2 separate regions of the Homo sapiens genome follow, and region 2 is linked to region 1. A link is an interaction called in ENCODE POLR2A ChIA-PET data of the cell type or tissue named here. Cell type or tissue: Panc1. All regions are shown on one strand. Each heading gives the region's core, and the rest is flanking DNA. Links, peaks and the distances in the headings are about the cores only.

Region 1 (15,579 bases), core at 253-2,752:
TCACAAAGTCAGGAGTTCGAGACCAGCTTGACCAATACGGTGAAACCCCGTCTTTACTAAAAATACAAAAATTAGCCGGGTGTGGTGGCACGTGCCTGTAATCCCACCTACTGGGGAGGCTGAGGCAGGAGAATCGGTTGAACCCGGGAGGCAGAGGTTGCAGTGATCCCAGATTGCGCCACTGTACTCCAGCCAGGGTGAAAGAGCAAGACTCCATCTCAAAAAAAAAAAAAAGCTTTCTAACTTCTACTACAAAGGAAAAAAAATGGCATGTTTCTGTAGTCTCAGCTATTCCCAGCTTTTCTGGAGGCTGAAGCAAGACAATCACTTTAGTTCAGGAGTTTAAGACTAGCCGGGGCAACATAATGGGATCCATCTCAAGGAAAAAAAAAAAAAGCTATCAAGCCATTAGAAAACATGGAGGAACCTTAAATTCATATTGCTAAGCGAAAGAAATCAATGTGGAAAGACTACAAACTATGATTCCATCCATATGACATATATATATGTATTTTTTTGAGTCAAGGTCTTGCTATGTTGCCCAAGATGGTCTTAAACTTCTGGTCTCAAGCAATCCTCCTGCTCAGCCTTCCAAAGTGCTGGGATTACAGGCATGAGGCAGTGCGTTTGGCCCCAACTGTATGATATTCTGAAAAGGCTAAACTATGGAGATAATAAAAAGATCAGTGACTGCCAGGGAAGTGGAGTTGGGGGGAGGAAGGGATGGTAGGTGGAGCACAGGGGAGTTTTACAGAAGTGAAACTATTTTGTATGATGTAATAGTGTCATGGTGGATACATGTCATACTTGTGTGTGGAAAAGAGTAAAGCCTAATGTAACTTATGGACTTAGTTAATTATAATGTATCAATATGGACTATGTTTTTTTGTTTGTTTGTTTTTTGAGACGGAGTTTCCCCCTTGTTGCCCAGGCTGGAGTGCAATGATGCGATCTCGGCTCACTGCAACCTCTGCCTCCCAGTTTCAAGCGATTCTCCTGCCTCAGCCTCCTGAGTAGCTGGGATTACAGGCACCCGCTTCCACGCCCAGCTAATTTTTTGTATTTTTAGTAGAGATGGGTTTTCACTATGTTGACCAGGCTGGTCTTGAACTCCTGACCTCAGGCGATCCACCCGCCTCGGCCTCCCAAAGTGCTGAGATTACAGGCATGAGCCACCGCGCCCGGCTGGGCTATGTTAATAATATACCAATACTGGCTCATCAGTTGTAACAAATGTACCACACTAATGCAAAAAGTTAATAATAGGAAAAATGGGGAGCCTGAAGGGGGATATGGGAACTCTCGGTACTTTCTTCTTCTTCTTTTTTTTTTTTTCTTTTCTTTTTTTTGAGACAGAGTCTCCCTCTGTCGCCTAGGCTGGAGGGGCAGTGTCACAATCTTGACTCACTGCAGCCTTGTCCTTCTGGGCTCAAGTGATCCTTCAACCTCAGCCTCCCAAGTAGCTGGACTACAGGCGTGCACCACTGTGCCTGGCTAATTTTTTTTATTTTTTGTAGAGACGGGGTTTCACCATCTTGCCCAGCCTGGTCTCAAACTCCTGAGCTCAAGTGATCCTCCCTCCTTGGCCTCCGACAGTGCTGGGATTAAAGGCTTGAGCCATTACTCCCAGCCTGGAATTCTCTGTACTTTCTGCTCAGTTTTTCTGTAAGGCTAAAATTGTCCCCCCAGAATAGTCTGTTAATTAATTAATTAATTTATTTATTTATTTTGAGATGGAGTCTCGCTGTGTCGCCAGGCTGGAGTGCAGTGGCACAATCGTGGCTCACTGCAACCTCCGCTTCCCATGTTCAAGTAATTCTGCTTCAGCCTCCTGAGTAGCTGGGACTACAGGCGCGCACCACCATGCCCAGCTAATTTTTGTATTTTTAGTAGAGACGGGGTTTCACCATGTTGGTCAGGATGGTCTTGAGCTCTTGACCTCGTGATCCGCCTGCCTCAGCCTCCCAAAGTGCTGGGATTACAGGCCTGAGCCACCTCGCCCGGCCTAGTCTGTTAATTTAAAAACAACCATAGACTGGGCACAGTGGCTCATGCCTGTAATCCCAGCACTTTGGGAGGCTGAGGAGGGAGGATTATTTGAGCTCAGGAATTCGAGACCAGCCTGTGCAACATGGTGAAACCCCATCTCTACAAAAAATTACAAAAAATACAAAAATTAGCCAGGCGCAGTGGCACACGCCTGGAGTCCCAGCTACTTAGGAGGCTGAGGTGGGAGGACCGCTTGAGCCCAGGAGGTTGAGGCTGCAGTGAGCTGTCACTGTGCCACTGCACTCCAGCCTGGGCAACAGAGCAAGACCCTGTCTCAAAGAAAGAAAGAGAGAGAGAGAAAGAGAAAGAAAGAAAAGAAAAAAATAGGCTGTAATTGACTTACTGCTTGTATTCTTCTTCATCAAAGAATGCAATTGGACACTATTTGCTTTTTTGGGTGTGTGCATCAAAGGGATACTTGAAAGTGAAAAGAATGAGAGAAAGTATTTTAAAACCATATCTGATGAGGGTCTAGTATCCAGAATATGTAAAGAACTCCTGCAACTCAACAATGAAAAAGACAACCCAAATAAAAATAGGCAGAGGGGCTGGGCACAGTGGCTCACGCCCATAATCCCAAAACTTTGGGAGGCCAAGGTGGGAGGATCGCTTGAGGTCAGGAGTTTGAGACCAGCCTGGATGACATGGTGAAACCCCATCTCTACAAAAAAATACAAAAAAGTAGCCGGGTGAGGTGTCCACCCCTAGCTAATTTTTTGTACAGATCTGGTTTCTCCATGTTGCCCAGGTTGGTCTCGAACTCCTGATCTCAAGCAATCCTCCTGCCCTGGCCTCCCAAAATGTTTGGATTATGGGCGTGAGCCACTGCACCAGGCCAAAGGTTAGTTTAATTGCACAAGTGCTTTTTCTTGACAAACCATGAGACAACTATTATATGCAGAAGTGCTATATGCATATTTCCCATTTCTTCACACAAAATATTAAAAAGACATGTACTGTAGGGTCAAGATTTAATACAATTAATAATTTGTACTGCTTCATCAGGGATACTCATTTTTTTTTTTTTTTTTTGAGACCGAGTCTCACTATGTCGCCCCACTAGAGTGCAGTGGCACGATCTTGGCTCACTGCAACCTGACTCCCTGGTTCAAGCGATTCTCCTGCCTCAGCCTCCTGAGTAGCTGGGATTACAGGCACGCACCCACCATGCCCAGCTAATTTTTGTGTTTTTAGTAGAGAAGGGGTTTCTCTATGTTGGTCAGGCTGGTCTCGAACTCGTGACCTCAGGTGATCCACCCGTGTTGGCCTCCCAAAGTGCTGGGATTACAGGTGTGAGCCACCACACCCAGCTTCATCAAGGACGTTCTTAATAGAAAGTGGCATTTTTAAAAATTGCAAGTGCATGGCATTGAGGAATGCAATGGCTACTACTACAATTTGGTGCCATGGTCTTCATTCCTGCTTAGTTGCCAGCACTTTTACCCACCATTGCTTTTGCATCATCAGTACAAATGCTAGCTGTTAAAAAGGTAAATATCTCAGTATTACTACAGTAATTTTGTCTTTGAAGACCCCAGGAGTTTCTAGGCCATCCACCGAGAACTATTGTCCTAAAGGAAAAGAATGGCAGAGGTAGACATATAAAAGGGACTATTGGTACCAGATGGATTTCTAGCAGGAGGAATCACCAGGCAAACTGTGTTCCTGCTATTGAGGATATAGCTCATTTCTAGGTTATTCTAACAGGCAAGGCAGGTCAAGTCACTTTTTTTTTTTTTTGAGACCAAGTCTCACTCTGTCACCCAGGCTGGAGTGCAGTGGTGCAATCTCAGCTCACTGCAACCTCTGTCTCCCGGGTTCAAGTGATTCTCCTGCCTCAGCCTCCCAAGTAGCTGGGATTACAGGCGCCTGCCACCACGCCTGTCTAAATTTTGTATTTTTAATAGAGATGGGGTTTCACCATATTGGCCAGGCTGGTCTCAAACTGCTGACCTCAAGTGATCCACCCGCCTTGGCCACCCAAAGTGCTGGGATTACAGGTGTGAGCCACCATGCCCAGACCCATCTTTCTTTCTTTTTAGAGACAGGGTCTCACTATGTTGCCCAGGCTGGAGTACAGTGGCTATTCACAGGTGTGATCCCACTACTGATCAGCGTGGGAGTTTTGACCTGCTCTGTTTCCTACCTGGGCCGGTTCACCACTCCTTAGGCAACCTGGTGGTTCCTTGCTCCCGGGAGGTCACCATAATAATGTTGAACTTAGTGCAGATACCCGATGGGCATAGCACACTATAGCCCAGAACTCCTAGGCTCTAGTGATCCTCCTGCCTCAGCCTCCCAAGTAGCTGAGACTACAGGCACCTGCCACCACACCTGGCTTTTTTTTTTTTTTTTTTTTTTGAGACAGGTTCTCACTCTGTCACCCAGGCTGAGTGGCATGATCACAGCTCACTGCAGCCTTGACATCCTGGGTTCAAGCGATCTCCTCGCCTCAGCCTCCTGAGGAGCTAGGACTAGGCGTGCACCCCCATACCCAGCTAATTTCTTATATTTTGGAGAGGCAGGGTCTCACTATGTTGCCCAAGCTGGTCTCAAACTCTTGAACACAAGTGATCCTCCCACCTTGGCCTCCCAAAGTGCTGGGATTATAGGCATGAGTCATTGCTCCCAGTCTGAGATGTATTTCTTAATCCACTGTCAAATACTGGCCCAAACAAATTCAGTTTGGCTTAGGAAATTTGTATCCACTCGTCTAGGACTGCTCAATATTAATGCTTCCAGTAAATTCAGCATTTATGGTCTGTTATGTGCTAAGGACTGAACAAGTTACAGAGAGGGGGAAATGACTCAATTGTAGCCTCTGTCTTCTAGGAGTTAAATGGTAAGGAAACATGATAATAATAAAATAATTTAGAAATAATAGGATAGTAATAACAGTAATAGAATGTAGAAAGTCATAAATACTATTAAATGAGTGCAATGGAAGCATTGAGGAAGAAATGAATTACACTAGAGAAATCAGGAAAGCTTTTTTTGAGACAGGGTCTCCCGGTCTCACTTGGGCTTTGAAGGATGAGTGCAGTTTTAAAAGGAGAGAGGGAAATCACGTTCTTTTCAAACTTTTTTTTAATTTAAAAAATATTTTGGCCAGACCCGGTGGCTCACACCTGTAATCCCAGCAGTTCAGGAGGCCAAGGCAGGTGGATCATCTGAGGTCAGGAGTTCAAGACCAGCCTGGCCAACATGGTGAAACGCCATCTCTACTAAAAATACAAAAATTAGCCAGGTATGGTTGTGCATGCCTGTAATTCCAGTTACTTGGAAGGCTGAGGCAGGAGAACTGCTTAAACCCAGGAGGTGGAGGTTGCATTGAGCTGAGATCGTGCCACTGCCCTGCAGCCTGGGTGATAGAGTGAGACTCCATCTCTAAAATAAAATAAGATAAAATAAAAAAAAAATAAAATCGGCCAGGCGCAGTGGCTCACGCCTGCAATCTCAGCACTTTGGGAGGTTGAGGCTGGCAGATCATGAGGTCAAGAGATTGAGACCATCCTGGCCAACATAATGAAACCCAGTCTCTACTAAAAAAATACAAAAATTAGCTGGGCGTGGTGGCAGGCACTTGTAGTTCCAGCTACTCGGGAGGCTGAGGCTGAAGAATCACTTAAACCCTGGAGGCGGAGGTTGCAGTGAGCCAAGATCGCGCCACTGCACTCCAGCCTGGCGACAGAACGAGACTCTGTTTCAAAAATAAAATAAAATAAAATAATAAATATTTTGTACAGATGGGGTCTCATTATGTTGGCCAGACTCATCTGGAACTCCTGGCCTCAAGGCATCCTCCTGCCTTGGCCTCCCAAAGTGATGTGATTACAGGCATTAGCCGCCTTGCCCAGCTGGAGATCAAAAGTTCTTAATAGTCTTGGGTGAACAAGAGTATTCTGTATAGGAAACATACAGCTAATAGCTGGGCGCAGTGGCTCACGCCTGTAATCCCAGCATTTAGGGAGGCCGAGGTGGGTGGATCACGAGGTCAGGAGTTTAAGACCAGCCTGGCCAAGATGGTGAAACCCCGTCTCTACCAAAAATACAAAAATCAGCCAGGCGTGGTGGCGGGCGCCTGTAATCCCAGCTACTTGGGAGGCTGAGGTAGAGAATTGCTTGAACCTGGGAGGTGGAGGTTGCAGGGAGCCGAGATTGTGCCACTGCACTCCAGCCTGGGCAACAGAGTGAGACTCCGTCTCAAAAAACAAAACAAAAAAAAAAAAGAAAAGAAAAGAAAAGAAAAATACAGCTAATAAATGAGCTTGCTAACTCAGTATCTCCAGGTTTTCCTTTCAGGACCAATATACAAAGATTTGTGATATTTAGCATTCATTTATCCATAAAATAGGTCAAACTTTAGGAAAGAAATTTCTCTATAAATCTTTTCCAACAAAAATCATCTTTCTCTGTACTGTGGAGAAAGCAGCTTTCTTTCAGACTTCTCAGTTCAATATCTGAAACCTTTAGTGAGTTGCCTACATGTCTAGGACATATGTCATATACTACAAAGGGTACCAAAGTGAGGACTCAGTCCCTGCCTGCCTTTATAGGACTTAAGAGTGTTGGAGGGGTCAAATATGTATGACAAAGTATGTGAAAGATTCTTTAAAAGAAATAAAATGTGATGGAGATCAGAACAGGAACAAGTTAGCTTCAGTGGGGAAATCTCTAAAGCTTCATGGAGGCTATGTCTTAAATGTGAATAGAATTGTCATAAGCAGTGATGAGTGAAGGCCTTAGGGAAAGATATAGAAGGTGGATGGTGTACGACGTTTGAGAAAGGACATGTAATTTGGTTGACTGGAGGGCTGGGAGGTGAATCTAATGGGAGAGAAGTTCAGAAAAGCAGGTTGAGAACAGTCTTGGAATGCCATGCTAAGAAGTTTGGGCTTTATCCTGGAGGCAGGGTGGAGCATACAATATGTGTTTCTGGAAGATAGCAATCAACCACAGAGGGGTAGATGGGAAAAGAAAGGTGAATTTAGAGGGGATTGGAATTGTCCAGGGAAGAGATCGTGCTGCTGGCATTAACCAGGAGGCAGGAGCTGGTGGACCAAGGAGGTGGTGGATATGAGAGGCACGACCAAGAATGAACCAATTGCCTGATTTTTGTGCCCTTGTAAAAAATTTTTTTAAAAAAGTATGAACTAAGGCTTGGTGACGACCTTGCATGTGAAGGATGCTTTGTGGTTCCTAGCTTGAGAAGCGGGTAGAATGGGAGTCCCACCCAGGAGGAGGAACATGGAGAAAAGATAAAGGGTTTGGTTTGGGTGTTGGAGGTGTCTGTGAACTGTCCAGGGCATTGGAGAGGCAGCATTGGTAGTTGAGGGAGAGGCCCGGGCTGGAGATAATAAATTTGGGGATTTTTCATAAATGGCTATTGAAGCCGTAGAGGCACTGCACTTCCCTATAGGGAGACCAGGGTTTTCTCAGCCTCAAAACAATTGCCATTTTGGTCCAGATTCTTTCTTGTGAGAGGGTGTCCTTTGCATTGTAGGATATTTTAGCAACATCCTTGGCCTCAACCCACCAGATACTAGTAGCACCCCTACCCCCAGCTATAACAACCAAAAATGTCTCCAGACATTGTGAAAAGACCCCTGAAAGGTAAAATAACCCCTCTGAGAAACACTGCTCTAAAACAGAGTGGTTCTCTTCAGAAGTCGGAAGAAAGATTGCCAACGGGCCGGGCATGGTGGCTCATGCCTGTAATCACAGCACTTTGGGAGGCCGAGGCGGGCGAATTGCAAGGTCAGGAGATCAAGACCATCCTGGCTAACACGGTGAAACCCTGTCTCTACTAAAAATACAAAAAATTAGTTGGGCGTGGTGGCACATGCCTGTAGTCCCAGCTGTTCAGGAGGCTGAGGCAGGAGAATCGCTTGAATTCGGGAGGTGGAGGTGGCAGTGAGCCGAGATAGTGCCACTGCCCTCCAGCCTGGGTGACAGAGCAAGACTCCATCTCAAAAAAAAAAAAAAAAGAAGAAAAGAAAAAGATGGCCAAGGGCAGAATCTCTGTGTTCTAGGGGCACATTCAGAGAGGAAGAGGGCACATTAGGAGACAGGTGGGATGGCCAGCAGCATAACAGGCTACAGAGAGAAGGTTTGGAGACAGAAATGAACCTTGGCAGTGGTGAGAACTTCATGATCCTTCAGGAATCAGGTTCAGTTGAGCCTCCTGAATGTACCTTTTCCTTGTTCTCCAGCTTTTTTCCTCTGAGATATAGGAGTAAACTGCCCACCTGGGGCATAAATCAGAAGACTGGGATATATGCCAAGGGTTATGTACCTGAAAGTTTGCTTGGTTGCCTTTTCAGGTGGTAATATTCCCTTTCTCTTAGTTTCTCATTCAGTTTTCTCCATTAGTGTCCTTTTTCTCTTTTCTTTCTTTCTTTCTTTCTTTTTTTTTTTTTTTGACGGGGTTTCGCTCTTGTTGCCCAGGCTGGAGTGCAATGGCACAATCTTGGCTCACCACAAACTTCACCTCCCCGGTTCAAGCGATTCTCCTGCCTCAGCCTCCCTAGTAGCTGGGATTAGAGGAATGTGCCACCACGCCCAGCTAATTTTTTGTTTTTAGTAGAGACAAGGTTTCACCATGTTGGCTAGGCTGGTCTTAAACTCCTGACCTCAGGTGATCCACTTGCCTTGGCCTCCCAAAGTGCTGGGATTACAGGTGTGAGCCCCTGTGCCCCGCCTTTTTTTTTTTTTTTTTTTTTTGAGATGGGGTCTGGCTCTGGCTCTGTGAACCAGGTTGGAGTGCAGTAGGGCACGATCTCAGCTCACTGCAGCCTCCGCCTCCAAGCCTCAAGCAATCCTCCCACCTCAGCCTCCCGAAGTAGCTGGGACTACAGGTGTGGTCACCATGCCTAGTTAATCTTTACATTTTCAGTAGAGACGGGGTTATGCGGTATTGGCCAGGCTGGTCTCTAACTCTTGGTCTCAAGTGATCCGCCCGCTGCAGCCTCCCAAAGTACTGGGATTACAGGCATGAACCACTGCACCCAGCCTATTCTTAATCCTATTTTGCAAATGAAGTGACTTGCCCAAAACTGCACAGCCAGGGGTAGTAGTGTAGAAGAGCAGGAGGTCAGATGTCACCCTAGTCTTTTTATCACACAGGGAATTGCTAGGAAGCTGGGGCTTTATCCTGGAGGCAGGGTGGAGCATATTTAAATATCTGTTTTGGGAAGATAGCAATCAGCCACAGAGGAGTAGATGAGAAAAGAAAGGTGAGTTTAGAGGGGATTGGAATTGTTCAGGGAAGAGATCATGCTGGCATTAACTAGGAGGAAGGGGCTGGCATTAACTAGGAGGAAGGGGCTGGCATGGAAAGGAGGAGGTGTATATGAGAGGCACAACCAAGAATAAACCAAGATTTGGCCCATTGCTTCTTGGGCTACAACTCCTATAACCAAGCAGTTCAGCAGTTTTTCCTTACAAAGTCACTTCACTGAATATATATATATATATTATGTTTGAGGCTGGGGCGGTGGCTTACACCTGTAATCCCAGTGATTTGGGAGGCCGAGGTGGGCAGATCACTTGAGGTCAGGAGTTCGAGACCAGCCTGCCCAACATAGTGAAACCTCGTCTCTACTAAAAATACAAAAATTAGCTGAGCATGGTGGCGCATGTGCCTGTATTCCCAGCTACTTGGGAGGCTGAGGCAGGAGAATCACTTGAACCCAGGAGGCAGAGGTTGCAGTGAGCCGAGATTGCGCCACTACACTCCAGCCTGGGCAACAAGAGCAAAACTCCTTCTCAAAAAACAGAAAAAGAAAAAAGAAAAAGACAGGGTCTCACTATGTTGCTCAGGCTAGTCTCGAAATCCCAGGCTCAAGCAATCCTCTCACCTCAGCCTCCCAAAGTGCTGGGATTACAGGTGTGAGCCACTGCACCTGGTCTACTGAATTTTTTGAGTGCTAAGCACAGATGATGAGGTAACTGAGGCTTAGAGTTGTTATGCAAGTTTGTCCCAGGTCATGTAAATATTAAGGTATGGATCAGCCACCATGCCCAGTGATAAGCCACATTACAATATGTATTTTAACATTTTTCACTAATCACATAATTTACATTTTTCTACTGGCCAAATTTTAAAAGTAAGAGAAACAGGGCTGGATGCAGTAGCTCATGCCTGTAATGCTAACACTTTAGGAGGCTGAGGCAGGAGGATCACTTGAAACCAGGAATTTGAGGTTACAATGAACTATGATTGTGACACTGTACTCCAGCCTGGGTGACAGTGAGACCCTGTCTCAAAAAAAATAAATAAATAAATAAAAATGAATTTTAAAAAATAAAGAAACAGGTGAAATTATTATTATTATTATTTTTTTTTTTTGGAGACAGTCTCACTCTGTTACTCAGGCTGGAGTGCAGTGGCGCCATCACGGCTCACTGCAACCTCTGCTTCCCAGGTTCAAGTGATTCTCTTGCCTCAGCCTCCCGAGTAGCTGGGATTACAGGCAAGCGCCACCACGTCCAGCTAATTTTTGTATTTTTAGTAGAGACGGAGTTTCACCATGTTGGCCAGGCTGGTCTCAATCTCCTGACCTCATGATCGGCCTGCCTCAGCCTCTCAAAGTGCTGGGATTATAGGTGTGAGCCACCATCCCCGGCTGAAATTAATTTTATTTATTTTATTAATCTTTTATTTAACTCAATATATCCAAACATTATTTCGCCACATAATCAATATATAAAATTATTATTATTATCATTATTAGTGACAGGGTCTATCTCTGTCTCCCAGGCTGGAGTGCAGTGGCACTATCATAGCTCACTGATGTCTCACACCCCTGGGCTCAAGTGATCCTTCTGTGCTAGCTCTCCAAGCAGCTAGGACTATGGACATGCACCACTATGCCTGGCTAATTTTATTTTATTATTTATTTATTATTGGTTTTTTTTTTTGAGATAGAGTCTCACTCTTGTTGCCCAGGCTGGAGTGCAATGGTGTGATATCGGCTCACTGCAGCCTCCACCTCCCGGGTTCAAGCAATTCTCCTGCCTCAGCCTCCCGAGTAGCTAGGATTACAGGCATGCGCCACCATGCCTGGCTAATTTTGTATTTTTAGTAAAGATGGGTTTTCTCCATGTTGGTCAAGAGCTGGTCTCGAACTCCCGACCTCAGGTGATCTGCCCATCTCGGCCTCTCAAAGTGCTGGGATTACAGGCGTGAGCCACGGTGCCCAGCCAATTTTATTTTTTTAATTTTACTTTATTTTTATTTTATTATTATTATTATTATTATTATTACTTGAGACAGAGTCTCACTCTGTCGCCCAGGCTGAATTGCAACGGTGTGATCTCGGCTTACTGCAACCTCCGCCTCCAAGGTTCAAGCGACTCTCCTGCCTCAGCCTTCCGAGTAGTTGGGAATACAGGTGCCCACCACCATGCCCAGCTAGTTTTTGTATTTTTAGTAGAGATGGGGTTTCGACATGTTGATCAGGCTGGTGTCAAACTTCTGACCTCAGGTGATCCACTGCCTCGGCCTCCCAAAGGGCTGGGATTACAGGCATGAGCCACTGTGTCCAACAGTTTTATTTTTTTATAGAGACAGTGTCTTGATATGTTGTTGCCCAGGCTTATATATAATATTTGCTGAGCATGGTGGGTTATGCCTATAATCCCAGCACTTTGGGAGGCTGAGGTGGGAGAATCACTTGAGGTTTGGAGTTTGAGACCAGTTTGGACAACACAGCAAGACACTGTCTCCAAAAAAAAAAAAAAATTAACTGGACATGGTGGCCCTTGCCTGTAGTCCCAGCTAACTGGGGAGGATGAGGTGAGAAGATTGCTTGAGCCCAGGAGTTCAAGGCTGCAGTGAGCTTGAACACACTGCACTGTACTCTAGCCTGGATGACAGAGTGGGACCCTGCCTCTAAAAAAAAAAAAAAAAAGCTACAGGGGTCCGAAGTTTGTTTAAAGCTTTTAAAAAGGCATTTGTGGCCGGGCGCGGTGGCTCACGCCTGTAATCCCAGCACTTTGGGAGGCCAAGGCGGGCGGATCACCTGAGAGGTCAGGAGTTCGAGACCACCCTGACTAACATGGTAAGACCCTGTCTCTACTAAAAATACAAAAAAATTAGCCGTGCCTGGTGGCATGCACCTGTAGTCCCAGCTACTAGGGAGGCTGAAGCAGGAAAATCGCTTGAACCTGGGAGGCAGAGGCTGCAGTGAGCCGAGATAGCGCCATTGCACTCCAACCTGGGCAACAAGAGAGAAACATCTCAAAAAAAAAAAAAATTATTTGTGTCTGGATGTGGTGGCTCACACCTATGATCCCAACACTTTGGGAAGCTGAGGAGGGAGGATTACTTGAGAACAGGAGTTTGAGACCAGCCTGGGCAACATGGTAAGACCCCCATCTCTACAAAAAGTTTTAAAATAAATTAGCCAGACATGGCGGTTCGCACCTGTAGTTTCAGTTACTGGGGAGGCTGAGGCAGGACGATCGCTGTAGCCCAGGAGTTCAAGGCTGCAGGGTGCTACGATCATGCCACTGGACTCTAGCCTGGGTGACAGAGGGAGACTATCTCAAGAAAACAAAACAAAATAAACAAACAAAAAAAGTGTTTGTTGGAGAAGCTGACATTTCCTCCTTGGAACTGATTTCTTCTGGAATGGGTCAAGAATGTTCGTTCCCTTCTGAATGTCCCTGTTATTGTTCTTCTGTCTTGATAAACACTGTCAAGGAAGATCAGATTTTCTCTGGCCTGGAGCCAGGTTAGTGGAAAAATCCTTTGCCTTGGGCCCCCTGCTCTGGTTCACTGGGGCAGTCCTCTGATCACTGACTGGGATCAATTACCTCTGCGGTAGCCCCTAAAGGGAAATGCAGAATTGCTGAACTCTGGAAGGGAAGGAGAGGTTTGGTGAGCCATCATTATAGACACTGTGCTAGTGGCATTGCACTGCACATGCTATCTTTTTGCTTCTTTTTTTTTTTTTTTTTTTGAGGCAGAGTCTTGCTCTTGTCACCCAGGCTGGAGTGCAATGGCATGATCTCAGCTCACTGCAATCTCTGTCTCCCGGGTTCAAGCAATTCTCCTGCCTCAGCCTCCTGAGTAGCTGGGATTATAGGCAACTGCCACCACGCCTGTTTATTATTTTGTATTTTTAGTAGAGACAGGGTTTCGCCATGTTGGCCAGGCTGGTCTTTAACTCCTGACCTTGTGATCTGCCCGCCTCGGCCTCCCAAAGTGCTGGGATTACAGGCGTGAGCCACCACGCCCGGCCTCTTTTTGCTTCTTACCAGCACCATCTGAGCTAAGCATCAGCACCTGCAAACTCCACAGAGGTGAAAAGTTTCCCTGAGGGGCCTGTAACTAGTAACCCAGAACTTTCTGAATCAGAGCCCAGGATCACAGTATTCCAGACTTCAGGGATTTTAGTGCTTTCTGCCACCCAGGGACCTGGGAACAAGTGTTATCCAGCAATACATTTTCATAACTGCATTTTGTTTCCCTGTGAGCTAGGCCTGGCATGGTTGATCTCAGTCTCTAGAAACTGGAGTCAGATATTCAAGACATTACAAGGAGATGGCTGGTGGGGCATCATGGCTCCTAGGACTTTGGGAGGTTGAGGTGGGAGGATCGCCTGAGCCCAGGAGTTTGAGACCAGCCTGGGCAACATGGTGAGAACTCGTCTCTATTTAAAAAAAAAAAAAAAAAAAAAAAGGCTGCCCTTTCTAGATCAGGAGGTCCAGCCTCTGGAAACCTCGGAGGGCTGCTTGATCTTTCTTTTCTAATTCCTGACAAGTTAGAAGACCTTTGGCTTCTGAGAACCCTATTACTTTAAGTTTAAGCTCTTGTTTGGGAAGCCACTGGGAGGACAGTGAAGAATGCCCGCCTACCTGGGGAAACCTGAGTTAGGTGTGGCTGGAGCGACTCGAGATGCGAGGTGGGCGGGGGCAGGCTGAAAGTTGGAGCAAGCAGGAAGTGAACTGAGGGCCACCCTGGGAGGAAGCCGACTAGGCGAATTCACTTACTGACCGGCCTGGGCTGCTCTGAGACATGGTGAGCCAACTGGGAACTAGGAAAGGGCTGGTTTAAAGAGGAGCCAGAGGGGGCTTGGGACTGGGGGTTGGCTGTGTCGGGGGAGGAGAGTTGGTGGCAAAGTTAGAGGGCTGGGCCAGTGCTGCTATGGCCTCTCTTCTTTGACAACTTGGCTGCAAATAGCTCTGAGCTGTCCTGGCAGGTGTTTCTACTCCTTCTCCCTCCCTCCCCTGACCTCTGTGCTGGTGGGGAGCTGGGCTTCCGTGCCAGCGCCGATGGGGGCTCCGAATTCCAGGCAAAGAGTTGTTGTGCCTTCCTCCTCCAGGGAGCCCGAGGCGGGTGTTGTGACACCACACCAGGCAGCGCCTGGGCAGTTCCCAGTTCAGATTCCAGCCCAGCGGCAGAAGCTCTCCTCTCCGGCCTTTCACTTTATCCCCACACAGAAACACAAAGGATTTGTGTGTCCACTGAGTCCTTTGGGTGTCCTTTCTCCATTAACATGGAGAAGAGAACTAAAGGTTTATAAGAGAACCAGAAGTTGGTTCTCTGTGATAATGTAGTTCTGACCCATGCCACTGGCCTATTTTTGGAGGTCAAGCGGGGAGGAGCTAAATACTATTTTTCTCTCCTTGTTCAAAAACCTTGTCATGAAGCCTCCGAGATGAGACATCAGCCAGGGAGGACTAGTCCTCCATTTCCCCCAACACCCAGGCGGGTATTTTTATTTAATATCTGCATAAGCAGGCGGTTGCTTGGTGCCTGCACGTGTCGCCCAGTGGTGGGGAAAGCAGAAGTGTGTGGCTCAACGGCTCCAGGCGCCTTCTGGGATACTTGGTTGCCTGTTGTTCTGGGTCACAGCAATGGCATTGCGGCCAGGGCCGTGCTCCGGCAGCTGGCTTAGAGGGACAGATGGGTGGGGCTGGGTGAGGGTGTTCTGCTGGCCAGCACAGACACTTTCAACCAGGGTCCCAAGAAATCAGGAAAGGGGGGTGGCTCTGGGAATTGTAAATAGTGGCGGGCTCTGCTCTGGAAGGGAACATTGTGAGATGCTGGCCCTGCTGTATTCTACGGCCCTCTCTAGGGAGCAAGGAAGCAGTGGGGAGGGATTTAGTGATGTGCTGCTTTTCCTTGTCAGGGGCCCTAATAACCCCAAAAGAAGTTTGATCTAGTCTGTTCAGCATCACATCTCACCTTCTGGGGCTTACAAATGCATTTATTTTTGATTACAGAAGTAATACATGAAAACATTCTCTTTGTAAACATTTCAAGCATTTTACAAAAAGCTTAAGTCTGCCTGAGGCCTTACCCTCCCCAGATCTCTGAGCCCAAGTCTCCAGTTCCCCCACCACTTGGTCTAATTAACCCCGTGTTGCCGCACAGGAGGAAGCCAGTGAAGGTGGAGGAAATGATCGTGTGCGGAACCTGCAAAGTGAGGTGGAGGGAGTTAAGAATATTATGACCCAGAATGTGGAGCGGATCCTGGCCCGGGGGGAAAACTTGGAACATCTCCGCAACAAGACAGA
Region 2 (15,579 bases), core at 4,834-7,333, 54 kb before region 1:
TCCTGAGACTCATGCAGTCTCCTGGTCTGACCTGTCCCTCAGTGACACTCGAAAAATAACTCAGCCAGGCGTGATGGCACACGTCTCTATTTCCAGTTACTTGGGAGGCTGAGGTGGGAAGATCACTTATGCCCAGGAGGTTGAGGCTGCAGTGAGCCCTGATCACTCTGCTGCATTCCAGCCTGGGCAACAGAGCAAGATTCTGACTCAAAAAAAAGAAGAAAAAGAAAGAAAAAGAAAAAATAACTAATAACTTCATCTTACAGTGGTGACACGGAGACCTGGAGCAGGAATACAGAGATGTGCCAAACTTTGTACAGAAATTTTGCAAAACTAGATTCAGCTCTCATTCCACAAATACCAGGACCTCCCCTGCACCAGGCACTGTTCTAGGCAAGGACAGAGCAATGAAGAGGGGAAGCTCCTCACCTGTGTTTCCTCGTGAGGCCTGAAGCGCCTGCTTTCCCTTCCACCTCCTGCTCTCCAGCCTCTTAAGTCCCCTCACTCTGTGGTCAATCTAATTGGATAGAACCCTTTCATCTCAAAACCAAAACAACAGCGACCCATGCACACTCCTAGTAGACCAATGGGACTGTAGCACTGATTTCACCATATGCCCCTCCTGCATCCCAGGGACGTCAACTCTGCACTTCAGTCCAGCTTTCAGGAAACTCCAAATCTCTCCCCCATTCCCACCTCTTCCTGTCTATGGTCCCACTGTGAGCCGATAGAGTTCTCACCACGGCTGACACCAGGCAGCCATGTGGTTGGGGCCAGTCCCATTCCCTTCTGGGCCTGATTCAGTTCATCTGGCTAATGAGGAGGGCACATGAGCCTTCTGTGCCTGTTGGGCCGGCTGCCTCAGTGACCACTGCCAATTGTGTGTTCCCCTTATTCAGCACCTTCATACCTTCTTCCGGTTTTGCCCATCTGAGCTGAATCAATTCCTCCATCTTCACAGGGAGGTAGCCTTCTCTCAGTCCCCAAACCCTTGATAAGGGAACGCACCACCACCTCGCAGGCCTGCCTGACTTGAGTGCATCACAGTTCTCCACCTAATTATTTGTTGTCCCGGATTGTTTCATGTATGTATGTCTGATCTCTCCATAAGACTGTAAACTTACTGAGGGCAGAGATGACGCTTACCTTTCCATATCCTACATGCTTTAGCCTGGTGCCTACTCACTGGGCAATCCATCAGTGATGAGTTTACCTGGATTTACTAATTCGTGATATTTACAAAGAATACATTTGGGAAAATGTGTATTTGTTTACAGATGTTAAAAGGAAAACGTAAAATACAAGATTGTATGTACAGCTTGATAATCACAGTGTCAATTACGTGTTCATATGGGTAAAACTGGAAGGCAATTGGTAAAAATAAAGAGTAGTGTGAGGGCTGTTAGATTATGAGTGATTTGTTTAAATAATCTGTGAATATTGTTACTGCACTGTTTATGCATTTGAAAAGCCTTTTTTTTTTATCCTAACCAGTAGACCACCAGGGATAAAATGATTTTTAAAAATACATAGAGGGCTTTAAGAGTCATTGAAACATTCCACTCTTGGATGTAAGCTCATTAAGTCTTTCTTAGTCAGCAACTACTAGGGAATGGGAACAGGGTGGGTGGGGGGCTTGGCAGTCTTTTAGAGACTTTACTCACGGAATATTTATACACAAATAGCTGAGCAAAGGAGGAAAACTTCTCAAAGTTGATTTTTTTGCCTGCAAACGTTAATTCCGTGGGGAAAGGACAGAAAGATAAACAGTTTAAAATAACCAAATGAAATCATGTGAGCTTGTAAAGATTTTTTTTCTCTCTCTCTCAACAAGGATGGGATGTCCATGAAGTCCTCTCGGAGCTTCCCGGATTTTTTGTGCTCTGAAGCTCCAGCAGTGGGGAGCGGGGCTGAGAGAGGGAGATGGGTGATGTGGCGCCCATCCCTCCAGGCAAGGACTGCCCTGGCACAGCTTTCCTCTTGATTCCCTAACCGCTCTTTACATGTTTATTTTATCTCTATCAGACTATGGGCTCTCACAGATGAAGACCATACTCTTCCTGCAAAACACTCGGTCCCACAGCACATGTAATATCTAAGAGGAACCTGAGAGGTCACTGGTCTAATCCCCTCATCAGACAAAAGAGGACCAGACTCAGAGAGAGAGGCACGTGCCATAGCGACACAGCCAGTTTCTTTGGAGGCCTGGTCTCAGCTCTGGACTGCTCAAGCCTATCCTTGACAGTGGCACTGCTCAGCCTGGACATTTAGAGTGTCCTTCTGATACAAATGTATTGAGTCTCTGCCCCTGAGCTAGAAAGATGGCAAAACAAAGATAAGAAAAGGCCAAAAAACCAAGCTCCCTAACATTAAGGATATTATAATTCAGAGGGAAAGATAGGGCACTCTCACAGACAACTAGAATACAAGCAGAAAGTGAGGATGAGTTGCAAGAGGCATACACCTAGTTGGGAAAGAGCCTGCTGGGGAGATGGACCAAAAAGGGCTCCACTGGGATTAAGCCAGCCCTTGAATGGGGATCAAAATAATGCAAATGAAGTCAGAGGCACTGAATCAGTTCATTTATTTAACAAACACTGACTACCATGTGCCAAACAAGGATCTAGATACTCAGGAAACACATCTCTACTAGCCTCATGGAGCTTACATTCAAAGAAGGGTAGGGGACAGGCACTAAACAAAATATATAAGTAAAAGTAGGTTAGATAGGCTGGTGGGAATGTAAAATGATGCAGCCATTATGGAAAGCAGTATGGTGGTTCCTCAAAAAATTAAACATAAAATTACCACTTGATCCACCAATTCCACTTCTGGGTATATACACAAAAGAATTGGCCGGGTGCAGTGGCTCATACTTGTAATCCCAGCACTTTGGGAGTCCGCGGCGGGCGGATCAGGAGGTCCGGAGTTCAAGACCAGCCTGACCAACATGGTGAAACCCCATCTCTACTAAAAATACAAAAATTAGCTGAGCGTGGTGGCGCACGCCTGTAGTCCCAGCTACTTGGGAGGCTGAGGCAGGAGAATCGCTTGAACCTGGGAGGCGGAGGTTGCAGTGAGCTGAGATCTTACCCCGGCACTCCAGCCTGGACAACAGAGCGAGATTCCATCTCAAAAAAAAAAGAATTGAAAGCAGGGACTCAAAGAGATATTTGTATACTCATGTTCATAGCAGTATTATTCACAATAGCCAAAAAGTGGAAGCAACTCAAATGTCCTTTGACAGATGAATGGATAAACAAACTATGGCATATACAGACCATGCAATATTATTCAGTCTTTTTTTTTTTTTTTTTTTTTTTGAGATGGGGTTTTGCTCTTGTTGCCCAGGCTGGAGTGCAATGGCGCAATCTCGGCTCACTGCAACCTCCGGCTCCCAGGTTCAAGCAATTCTCCTGTCTTAGCCTCCAGAGTAGCTGGGATTACAGGCGTGCACCACCACGCCCAGCTAATTTTGTATTTTTAGTAGAGGTGGGGTTTCACCATGTTAGTCAGGGTGGTTCAAACTCCTGACCTCAGGTGATCCACCCGCCTGGGCCTCCCAAAGTGCTGAGATTACAGGCGTGAGCCACCACGCCTGGCTAGTCAATCTTAAAAAAGGAACAGAATTCTGGCTGGACATGGTGACTCATGCCTGTAATCCCAGCACTTTGGGAGGCTGAGGCGGGTGGATCACCTGAGGTCAGGAGTTCAAGACCAGCCTGGTCAACATAGTGAAACCCTGTCTGTACTAAAAATACAAAAATTAGCCACGTGTGGTAGCATGCACCTGTAGTCCCAGCTACTCAGGAGGCTGAGAAAGGACAATTGCTTGAACCTGGGAGGCGGAGGTTGCAGTGAGCCGAGAGATTGCGCTACTGCATTCCAGAATGGGTGACAGAGTGAGACTCCACCTTAAAAAAAAAAAAAAAAAAAGGAATGAAATTCTGACACAAGCTACCACATGGATAAACCCTCAAAGACACTGTGCTAAGTGAAATAAACCAGACATAAAAGGACAAAGATTGGCCAGGCTTGGTGGCTGGCCGGGCGCAGTGGCTCATGCCTGTAATCCCAGCACTTTGGGAGGCTGAGGCGGGCAGATCGCCTGAGGTCAGGAGTTCGAGACCAGCCTGGCTAACATGGTGAAACCTCGTCTCTACAAAAATTAGCAAGGTGTGGTGGCAGGTGCCTGTGATACCAGCTACTTGGGAGGCTGAGGCAGGAGAATCGCTTGAACCCAAGAGGCGGAGGTTGCAGTGACCCAAGATCGCACCACTGCACTCCAACCTGGGCGACAGAGCAAGAATCCATCTCAAAAAAAAAAAAAAAAAAAGAGAGAGAGAGAAAGATCCTAGTGTTACAGTTACATGAGGCACCTAGTGTAGTCAAATTCATAGAGACAGAAAGTAGAATGGTGGTTACCAAGGGCTGGGGGGAGTGGGGAATGGGGAGGTAGCGTTCAAAGAGTATAGAGCTTCAACAGTTGAGGAAGATGCAAAAGGTCTGGAGATGGATAGTGGTGATGGTTGCACAACAATGTGAATGTAATTAATGCCACCGAACTGAAAACTTACAAACTATTAAAATGGTAATTTTTGTGTGGTGTATATTTTACCACAGTGAAATAAGTAAATAAAATAATAGGGAAGGGAGTAGGTTAGATGGTTTAAGTGTTACAGGAAAAAAATGAATAAATCAGGGAAGAGGGATGGGGTACCGGAGTGAAGCATCAATGTTAAACAGGGCATCCAGGGTGGCCAGGGAAAGTCTCACTGAGAAAGCAGCATATGAATAAAGATCTGAAGGAGGTGAGGGAGTGAGCCATATACGGCAATCTGGGGGAAGAGTGGTCCAAACAGAGGAATCAGCAAGTGCAAAATTCCTGAGGCAGGAATGGCAATAGGGCCACTGTGCTAGAGCCATTTTCTTTATTTTATTTTATTTATTTATTTATTTATTTATTTATTTATTTATTTATTTATTTTTGAGACGGAGTCTCGCACTGTAGCCCAGGCTGGAGGGCAGTAGCAGGATCTCGGCTCACTGCAAGCTCCGCCTCCCGGGTTCACCCCATTCTCCTGCCTCAGCCTCCGAAGCAGCTGGGACTACAGGCGCCCGCCGCCACGCTCGGCTAACTTTTTTGTATTTTTAGTAGAGACAGGGTTTCCCCATGTTACCAGGATGGTCTCGATCTCCTGACCTTGTGATCCGCCCACCTCGGCTTCCCAGGGTGCTGGGATTACAGGCGTGAGCCACCGCGCCAGGCCATTTTATTTTATTTTATTTTATTTTATTTTATTTTATTTTATTTTATTTTATTTTATTTTTTAGATGAAGTCTTGCTCTATCGCCAGGCTAGAGTGCAGTGGTGTGATCTCGGCTCACTGCAACCTCCGCCTCCCGGGTTCAAGCGATTCTCCTGCCTCAGCCTCCCGAGTAGCTGGGATTACAAGCATGTGTCACCATGCATGGCTAATTTTGTATTTTTAGTAGAGACAGGGTTTCTCTAGGTTGGTCTTGTCTCAAACTCCTGACCTCAGGTGATCCACCCACCTCGGCCTCCCAAAGTGCTGGGATTACAGCACTTCACCATGTTGGCCAGGATGGTCTCGATCTCTCGACCTCGTGATCCGCCCACCTCGGCCTCCCAAAGTGCTGGGATTACAGGCGTGAGCCACCACGCCCGGCCAACTCTGTGCCTCTTTGATCAATTCCAGTGGTACCAGGTAAACTGCTTATGAGTGAAATTTAGAAAAACCTCCCCCAGCAGTGGGGGAAAATGCACAGTGCATAAGGCCTTATTTGGGTGAGGAGTTGGGGGAGTGAATGTATTAACCTTGTAGTGAAGTCACCTTAGATTCTAGTAGTTATGCTTCTTTCAGGAATATGACCACTCAGACCATAAAAGCTGGATGTGACCATGGTTTCATTTCTTTGGAAATGATTCTGCCAGAACAGGAACTGAGAATTTTTTCTCTGTGACCTCTGGGTGAGTTTGTGTTCCATGAGAACATTGGGCTTTGCATTTCTCAGTACACTGCTCTCATAGCTCTTGGGTTTGGAAGAGGTCACTGTCATCAAACTTTTTATGACTTTAGCCCTCAGAGAACCAAGGATAAAGGTGAATAAAGAACGCATCCAAGGTAGAAAGCTCCAACACCCCCGAGATGTTTACTTTCTATAAAACCTGGAGTCTCATGCCAGAGGGATTATATAAAAATAAAGCCAGGGTAGCCAAGTGCAAACCGTAGAGTTATCAACAGTGCTGTGAGATGAAGTCTTTTGTTCAAGGTCCTTTAATTGCCAGATGCAAAAGATAGTAAAATGGATTCTTTTATTCTTGAAACTTTGCCAGCCTCGTGGCTAATGCCCACTACAGCTGCATTAAAGGCTCTGAGGATCTCTGCCAAGATGTGATGATGGCCAAGAACCAGTGATGACTTCAGGGGACCTTTCTCAACCTGCCAGCCCTGCCATCTTGGCCTAGCCCACAGGCCACTGCCTGACCCAGTCTGATTTATAGCTCCCATGGGATCGCTGTCAAAAAAGGATCCTATGGGATCCTTCCATAGAGGCTAATATTCACAGAACGCTTTAGAAAACGAGCTTAAAGTTTAATGTTGAGGGATGTTGTGGGCCAAAGGGTGGTCCTGAAGGGAACTTCTCTGAAATTCTGTGCTAGGAGCTAGGACTCAGGCACAGTGTTATGTGTCTCAGGCACAGTGTTATGGAAAGAGCATAGGATCAAGGGACAAGAAGTCCGAGATCAGTTTTTTTTTTCAGCTTTATTTCAGTATAACTGGCAAATAACAACTGTACATATTTAAGGTGTACAACTTAACGGTTTTTTTTTTTTGGAGGGGGTGGGGTTGTTTTTTTTTTTTTTCTTTTATTTTGTTTTGAGACAGAGTTTTGCTCTTGTTGCCCAGGCTGGAGTGCAATGGCGCGATCTTGGCTCACTGCAACGTCTGCCTCCCGGATTCCACCAATTCTTGTGCCTCAGCCTCCCGAATAGCTGGGATTACAGGCGCCTGCCACCACACCCGGCTAATTTTTGTATTTTTAGTAGAGATGGGGTTTCACCACATTGGCCAGGTTGGTCTCAAACTCCTGACCTCAGGTGATCCACCCACCTCTGCCTCCCAAAGTGCTGGGATTACAGGCATAAGCCACTGTGCCCAGCCCCTGTTTTTCATTTTTTTAGAGACAGGGCCTCTCTCTGCTGCCCAGGCTGACTGCAGTGGCACAATCTCGGTTACACTGCAAACTCCACCTCCCAGGCTCAAGTGATCCTCCTGCCTCAGCCTCCCAAGTAGCTGGGACTATAGGTGCATGCCCCACACCTGGCTATTTTTTGATTTTTTGTAGAGATGAGGTCTTACTATGTTGCCCAGGCTGGTCTCGAAATCCTAGGCTCAAGTGATCCTCCCACCTCAGCCTTGAAAAGTGCTGGGATTGCAGGCATCAACCATCATGCTGGTCCAACTTAATGTTTTGATATAGGTATACATTATGAAACAATCACAATCAAGACCATTAACATATTCATCACCTCACATAATTATCTATTCATTATTATCATATTATTATTATTATTTTGAGACCGAGTCTTCCTCTGTCACCCATGCTGGAGTGCAGTAGCATGATCTTGGCTCACTGCAGCCTCTATCCCCGGGTTCAAGTGATTCTTGTGCCTCAGCCTCCCAAGTAGCTAGGATGACATGCATGTGCCACCATGCCTGGCTAATTTTTGTATTTTTAGTAGAGTCGAGCTTTCGCTATGTTGCCTAGGCTGGTCTCGAACACCTGGCCTCAAGTGATCCGCCTGCCTCGGCCTTTCAAATTGTTGAGATTACAGGCATGAGCCACCATGCCTGACCTATTATTTTTTATTTTGTTTTGTTTTGCTTTGTTAGAGTCTCACTCTGTCGCCCAGGATGGGGTAAAGTGGTATGATCTCAGCTCACTGTAACCTCTGCCTCCCGGGTTCAAGTGATTCTCCAGCCTTGGTTTCCCAAGTAGCTGGGACTACAGGCGTGCACCACCATGCCCAGCTAATTTTTGTATTTTTTAGTAGAGACGGGGTTTCACTATACGTTGGCCAGGCTGGCCTCGAACTCCTGACCTCAGGTGATCCACCTGCCTCGGCCTCCCAAAGTGCTGGGATTACAGGCATGAGCCACCACGCCCGGCCCTACTATTATTTTTTTAAAGGAAGTCTGAGGTTTACTCATGGATTCACCTCTGTGCTGGATATCTTCTGTTGCCTACTCCATCCGGGAGCCACTCCCTACTCTCTCTCTTCAGTGCCCAGGAGACTGACCTGTGTAGAAACCTCAGCAGGCTCCCTTGCCCTCTGGCTTCCAATAAGGCCAACGAGGGTCTCCTTTAGGGGATCAGAAGGAGGGAGGACAGAGGGGTTGGGTGTTAATTATCCTGAGTTCTTAGACCTAGGAGGTCTCTGTGCACTGACACTGCAGGCCTCTCCAGTTCTGGTGACCTGGCCCTCCTTCCTCCCTCCATGGCAAGCCTATGTAGCTCCCCACAACAACACACTGTCCCTGTGGCTTCCCTGCACCCTGCCCCTATTTTTGTAAAGAGTTCCTTTATTAGGTTCTGCTGAAATTACCCAACTGGAGTGTGCCCTCTGTTTCTTGCCAAGACCCTGACCAATGCAGCCACCAATGAGTCCAGTGACCCTGGTCACACCACTTAGGCCCCGTGGCTTTGGTTTCTTCATCTTTATTTATTTTTAATTTTTTTATTTTTTAAAATTTTATTTTTATTTTTATTATTTTTGGGTTTTTTTGAGATGGAGTCTCGCTCTGTGACCCAGGCTGGAGTGCAGTGGCAAGATCTCGGCTCACTGCAACCTCCACCCTCCAGGTTCAAGTGATTCTCTGGCCTCAGCCTCCCCAGTAGCTGGGATTACAGGCACCTGCCACCATGCCCGGCTAATTTTTGTATTTTTAGTAGAGACGGGGTTTCACCATGTAGGCCAGGCTGCTCTTGAACTCCTGACCTCAAGTGATCTGCCCACCTTGGCCTCCCAAAGTGCTGGGATTACAGGCATGAGCCACCGTGCCCAGCCTAAAATGCCAGTTCTTACACACTTGCTTCACGGGGCTTTCATAAGGATTATAATAGATATAAAGCACTAAACAAACATAATCTTTAAAAAAAAAAACATAATGTGCTTTCTAAGTTTCACAATTCCAGAATGCGTAAAAATAACAAGTTGTCTTTTATATCAAGATGCTGCTGCCAATACGCAACTGCTCAAATATGAACTCTGAGCAGTTTTTCTAAAATTCACGATGGTTTTTATTGAGTACGCAAAAGGCTAAACTAGATTTCACTCTGATAAACATAATGATATTACGTGACCCAATAATATTAAATCCTAAAATCTATCCCAAACCCAGGCAGATAAGACAGCTAAGATAAAAACATTTTTAATATGTTGTACCCAACAGGGTAGTAATGATTTGTATTTTATTAGAAAAACTCTAAATAAAGACATTAGTATATTTTTCATTTTAGAAAAACAAAAACAGCTTTGTTATCACCATTGGCTACCAAGATATGGTGCTGGAAAAAATATATTGCTAGATTTAAAAGATAGGTCCCCACTTTAAGTGCAAGTTTTGATGCATTCTGTGTGACCTTAAGCAAAGCATTTAATCCTTCTAATGTTTTTTATCAGGTCTGTATTCAGGTGAGAGTCTCTCACTTAAATATTAGATCAAAGTGAAAGTCCTTTGTAACTGAAATTGGGCTATTTGTAATTGATCCCCCAAGGCTTCTTTAAATACTGTCATCTCTGATTATTCGTATCTGATTAAGATATGGAGAGGAGGCACTGAGGGCTGCCCTGATTTGAGATTCACAGGGGAATGGCCCTAAGTCTTTGAGGAAGACAGTGAGGGGACCAGGCAGAGGGCCAGAAGTCCCAATTGAATTGACCTAGCAATTTTTTTTTTTTTAAGAACCGAGTCTCACTCTGTCATCTAGACTGGAGTGCAGTGGCGAGATCTTCGCTCACTGCAACCTCCGCCTCTTGGGTTCAAGCGATTCTCCTGCCTCATCCTCCTGAGTAGCTGAGACTACTGGTGTGCGCTACCACACCCAGCTAATTTTTGTATTTTTCGTAGAGATGAGGTTTCACCATGTTGGCCAGGCTGGTCTCGAACTCCTGACCTCAGGTGATCCGCTCACCTCGACCTCCCAAAGTGCTGGGATTATAGGCATGAGCCACCCTGACCTAGCTTTTAAGAGGTTTCAGCCATGCTATGTTGGCTACGGTCCAGACACAGAAGTGAGCTCAGGGGCGAGTAAGACAAAGGTCTTGCCTTCAAGGACTTTACTCTATAGCTAGGGAGCTCGGTGTAACATGAGGAAAATTAGTGCAGTTCACACAAAAAGCTTTTCAGGATGCAAGGGAGAGGCTGAGCCTCAAGTGGAGCCTGGGTCCGAGACAGGACATGGCACCTGTGCAGGGGGAAGGCTGGTTGTGGGGTGGGGCAAATGACCCTAGGAAGTTAGGACTGGGTGGGCTGCCCAGGTCTTCAAAGTCAAGCTTGATAAAGTTTGCATTCAATGCATTAAGAAATAGAAGACTACTGTGCATTTTTTAGCAAAACAATACCAAGGTAAGACCAGGCAAGTTTGCTCAGCCTGTAATCCCAGCACTTTGGGAGACTGAGGCGGGGGGTGGATCACCTGAGGTCAGGAGTTCGAGACCAGACTGGCCAACATGGTGAAACCCCATCTCTACTAAAAATACAAAAATTAGCTGGGTGTGGTGGTGTGCGCCTGTAGTCCCAGCTACTCAGGAGGCTGAGGCAGGAGAATCGCTCGAATCCAGGAGGCAGAGGTTGCAGTGGCCTGAAATAGTGCCACTGCACTCCAGCCTGGGCGACAAAGCCAGTCTCTGTTTACAAAAAAAAAAAAAAAAAGGGCGGTGGGGGGCGGAATAGGTTTTGCAGAGATAGGCAGGATGAAGGGGCAAGAATATAGGGGAAAAAAATAACACGAAGCAGATTTTTTTTCACTCCTTTAAAGACAACTAGATACTTGCGGTGTAGCCCAGGATGGGTGGTTTTACTCCTCTCACAGAAAAGTCCTTCCCACAATAATATTTGTTCTCCCTTTATCATATTTTTTTAAAACAAAGGTGTAAAATCAAGCAATGCTCTCCCTTTAAACATCGTTTATCTACCCTTCAGAGCAAGAAGCTTGTGCTATTGTGAGGTGAGTGTCGTGGCACTACAGGTCCCAAATCATATGGGGACTCTGCTCAGCACCCTATGGATTCACAACCACAGATTCCCACTCCTCACACTCCAGCTACAAAAAAATATATTGTATAGACATATATATGTGTGTGTATGTGCATTTTTTAAAAAGCATTCGTGCTTATGCAATATTAACCCACTGGTATTTCAGAGATGGTGACAGAGGTCCCATCTGGCACCCTTAGTTTCTTTGGGAATCAGCATTCCTTTATCAACTCACCCTGCAGACTTGGTTTAGCAGCAGAAACCTATCCGGCTCTCCCAGGCACCGGCTTTGGCCCTTCCTGCACAGCCTCGGAAGTGCCTGGATCACCTCCATCAGCAGCTATCGACCTCTGTCTGAAGTCCAAGTTGTTTGCTTACCTTTCCTGGGCTGAGTCATTAAAGGAAATGTATTAGTTTACTTTTTCAACTTCTCTATTCTCTAGAATTTAGCTTCCTTATTTTACACACGAAAGGATAAAGGAGTTATACTGGATATTTTGTAGCAGATTGGGGGTGGGGGGGCGAGGGTCGGGGGAGACAGAAGGAGGGCCTAATCTGCAATAGAAAAAGAGAGAATGATTCTTGTATTAATGTTTGTTTTTCATTTATTTATTTTTCCTGCATGATCATGTTCACCATCATGTCCTGAAAGGCAACACCTACAGGCAAAGAAGATGTGGAAGGGCCTGCACCACCTGATCGCCATCATCCCTGCCCTCTGGGGCCTGGCAATCCAGTTGGGCAGCCTGCACAGAATGACCTGTATTTTCTGGGCCAGGACAGAAGTCAAGAGGAAGGGGAGATGCACAAAGGCCAAGGTAGTCAGAGAAGGTTTAGATGAGAAGAGGCCCTGAAAGGTGGTTGGGACCTGGAAACAGCAGAGTGGTGGGTTCTGGGCAGGGAGATGCCCAAAGTGCAGCTGTGGCAGGGCATGATGGCTCACGCCTGTAATCCCAGCACTTTGGGAGGCTGAGATGGGTGGATAACCTGAGGTCAGGAGTTCAAGACCAGCCTGGCCAATATGGTAAAATCTTGTCACTACTAAAAATACAAAAATTAGCGGGGCATGCTGGCGCGTCCCTGTAATCTCAGCTACTCCGAAGGCTGAGGCAGAAGAATCGCTTGAATCCAGGAGGCGGAGGTTGCAGTGAGCCGAGATCATGCGGCTGCCCTCCAGCCTGGGCAACAGAGAGACTCCGTCTCAAAGAAAAAAAAAAAAAAAAAAGAAACAAAAAGAAAATGAAGCTGTGGAGGCCAAGACAGGCTGGATGTGTCTGAAGAACGTGGCATGTTGCGGGGCTGGGAGTGCAGAGAGGGGATGATAACCTGGGAAGGCAAAGCCTTGTCACAGAGCAGGCACTTGAAACCCATGGTCTTTCGCCAGCTGCAGGGGTCCTGAGCCCTGAAACTGTCCTTCAAATGGGGTGTGTTTGTGTAAGCTTCTGCAGAGATGGCCATAGGAGTCAAAGGAGTTTGGGGAGAGATTCATGTGCCTTGGCTAAATGATCTGAATTTTACTCTGTGGAAGCCAATGAGTTTGAGAGTGGAGAAGAAGCGAGGTATCATGAGAAAAACAGTTTTTAGATGTGGGTTTTGTTGTTGCTATTCTTTTAGTTTTTATTTTTATTTATTTATTTTTTTCTGAGATGGAGTCTTGCTCTATCAGCCGGGCTGGAGTGCAGTGGCGCGATCTCAGCTCACTCCAACCTCTGCCCCCAGGTTTAAGCAATTCTCCTGCCTCAGTCCCTGGAGCAGCTGGAACTACAGGCGCATGCCACAACGCCTGGCTAATTTTTGTATTTTTAGTAGAGACAGGGTTTCGGCATGTTGGCCAGGCTGGTCTCGAACTCCTGACCTCAGGTGATCCGCCCGCCTCAGCCTCCCAAGGTGCTAGGATTACAGGCGTGAGCCACCCCGCCCAGCCTAGTTTTTATTTTTTAAAGATTAATCCAGGAATGGTGAGTTAGAATGGGGAGGAACTCAGACAGGGAACTTTTAAGTTTCAGTCCCTTTTGGTATAGGCATGACGTGGAAAAGGCCCCAAAACAATGAAGGAATGGGCAGGAGAAACATCAGAAAAGATGAATTGGCAAGATTTTATGACTGCATGTGATCGGAGAAAAAGAGTGTGCTAGTGACCCAAAGGTGACTAAGATTTTAGCTTAGGCAAGGTGTAACTAGGTTTCTGCACAATACTAGCTTATTTCTATAAGTTACTGTTTTGGGTTTTTTTGTTTTTGTTCTTTTTTTGAGACAGAGTCTCGCTCTGTCACCCAGGCTGGAGTATGGTGGTATGATCTTGGCTCACTGCAACCTCCATATCCCAGATTCAAGCGGTTCTTGTGCCTCAGCCTCCTGAGTAGCTGGAATTACAGACATGGGCCAACTCGCCCGACTAATTTTTGTATTAGTAGAGATGGAGTTTTTTCATGTTGCCAGGCTGGTCTTGAACTCTTGGCCTCAAGTGATCCATCTGCTTCAGCCTCCTAAAGTACTGGGATTAGAGGCATAAGCCACCGCTCTCGGCCTAACTTACTGATTTTAACAAGAGGTTTTGCTTACAAATTGTACCAATCACAATTTCTGGAGGATCATTTTCTTGAAGGATCAATGTGCCTTCTCAAAAAGATGTATGAGTGGTCAATAAACTGAGCTCCTTCCTAGACAGAAAAGTTATGCCAGGATACCCTATCGAGCTGACAGTATCAAAATAGGTCAGTTTCCAGGAGAAAGTCACGAAAGGCCTTAGGGATTCACTCACTAGTTTTCACTATTACATCCTTCTTTTAAATTATTATTATAAAGACAATGTGTAGAGTAGAAAAAAATAGAAGAAAGGATTCTACTTTTGGCTTTGGCAAATAGATCCCTGAACAATCCTACTGACTGAAGTAACAAAATGCTCAAAAAAGTTTAATATTTATTGAAAGCCTACTACCATCAAAACAATTTTGAATTTTAAAACAATGAGGTGTTTTTCTTTTTTTTTTTTTTTGAGACGGAGTCTTGCTCTGACTCCCAGGCTGAAGTACAGTGGTGCAATCTTGGCTCACTGCAACCTCCAGGTCCCAGCAACTCCTGTCTCAGCCTCCCAAGTAGCTGGGATTACAGGCACAAGCCACCATGCCCAGTTAAACAATGACTTTTAAAAAAATTGAGACGAGGGTCTCACTATGTTGCCCAGGCCGGTCTCAAGCTCCTGGGTTCAAGTGATCCTCCCACCTTGGCCTTCCAAAGTGCTGAGATTACAGGCATGAGCCACTGTGCCCAGCCAAAGCAATGATTTTTAAAGGCAAGCTATAATAAGGAAATTAATTTTTTAAAATTCCAATTTCACTTAGTTGAGGAAATATTAAAACCTTTATTAGCTTGAAAAGAAAATAAGTGGATTAGTAAAAAACACTGCTTGTTTCCAGATACCTGTTTAGTTTTCACTGGGATGTTTTGGCTTTGGGTCAACAGAGTTTGCTCTTGTCTGTATGGCTCTGAGTGGTGCCTGTGAGATGGAGAGAACACCACAGAGGAGATCCCCCTAATCACCTAGGCCAAGTTGTCACCTTTTGCTCCCAGAAGTGTGGCCACTGTGGTACAAGCTGACAAGCTTCTCCCTGGCCCTGCCTCAGAGTCCCTTTCCAACAGGTCTAATAGACCCCAAAGATGAATGCAGCAGGGCCTGAGGCTTGGGACTACATGGGAAGGTGGAGAACTCCTCCGGAAAATCAATCGAACATCATAAAGATAAGCTGATAATGTGCAAACTTTAGGACCCAGAAATATCCCCAGAGAAACTCTTGACCATGGACCCCAGTAGTCACACACAAAAATGTTCATAGCAGCATTTGTGTGGCCAGGCATGGTGGCTCATGCCTGTAATCCCAGCACTCTGGGAGGCCGAGGCGGGTGGATCACGAGGTCAGGAGTTCCAGACCAGTCTGGCCAACATGGTGAAACCCCGTCTCTAGTAAAAATACAAAAATTAGCCGGTCGTGGTGGCAGGTGCCTATAATCCCAGCTACTCGGGAGGCTGAGGCAGGAGAATCATTTGAACCCAGGGGTGGAGGTTACAGTGAGCCAACATTGTGCCACTGCACTCCAGCCTGGGTGACAGAGCGAGACTCCATCTCAAAAAAAACAAACAAATAAACAAAAAAAACATAGCAGCACTTGCCAGTAATAGCAAAAAATCTCAAGGCCAGGTATGGTGGCTCACGCCTGTAATCCCAGCACTTTGGGAGGCCAAGGTAGGTGGATCACTGAGTCCAGGAGTTTGAGACCAGCCTGGGCAACATGGTGA

Evidence for each region. ChIA-PET counts read pairs that join two places held together with the same protein. Peaks named below come from ENCODE experiments on the same cell type or tissue, not always from the same donor. Only the 100,000 strongest peaks of a DNase experiment are listed, where the experiment ranks them.
Region 2: POLR2A ChIA-PET joins it to region 1 with 11 read pairs; 11 of 35 experiments call an interaction of 5 or more read pairs at or near these places.

What each region holds. Positions count from the first base shown.
Region 1 is chr2:85,563,573-85,579,151 of GRCh38, forward strand. It overlaps VAMP8 (vesicle associated membrane protein 8), which reads left to right and starts at 14,014. Exons shown (of 3, transcript NM_003761.5): 1 at 14,014-14,077; 2 at 15,437-15,579. The coding sequence starts at 14,075. It also overlaps the pseudogene RN7SL126P. RefSeq lists enhancers at 3,302-3,820, 13,866-14,145, 14,906-15,045, 15,306-15,445. In Panc1, for the core only: no CTCF peak of the experiment used is centred there; no DNase peak of the experiment used is centred there.
Region 2 is chr2:85,505,216-85,520,794 of GRCh38, forward strand. No RefSeq gene overlaps it. Among named protein-coding and RNA genes, the nearest start is that of PARTICL, 26 kb to the right of the region's middle. RefSeq lists a silencer at 8,133-8,312. In Panc1, for the core only: no CTCF peak of the experiment used is centred there; no DNase peak of the experiment used is centred there; H3K27ac peaks cover 2,427 bases.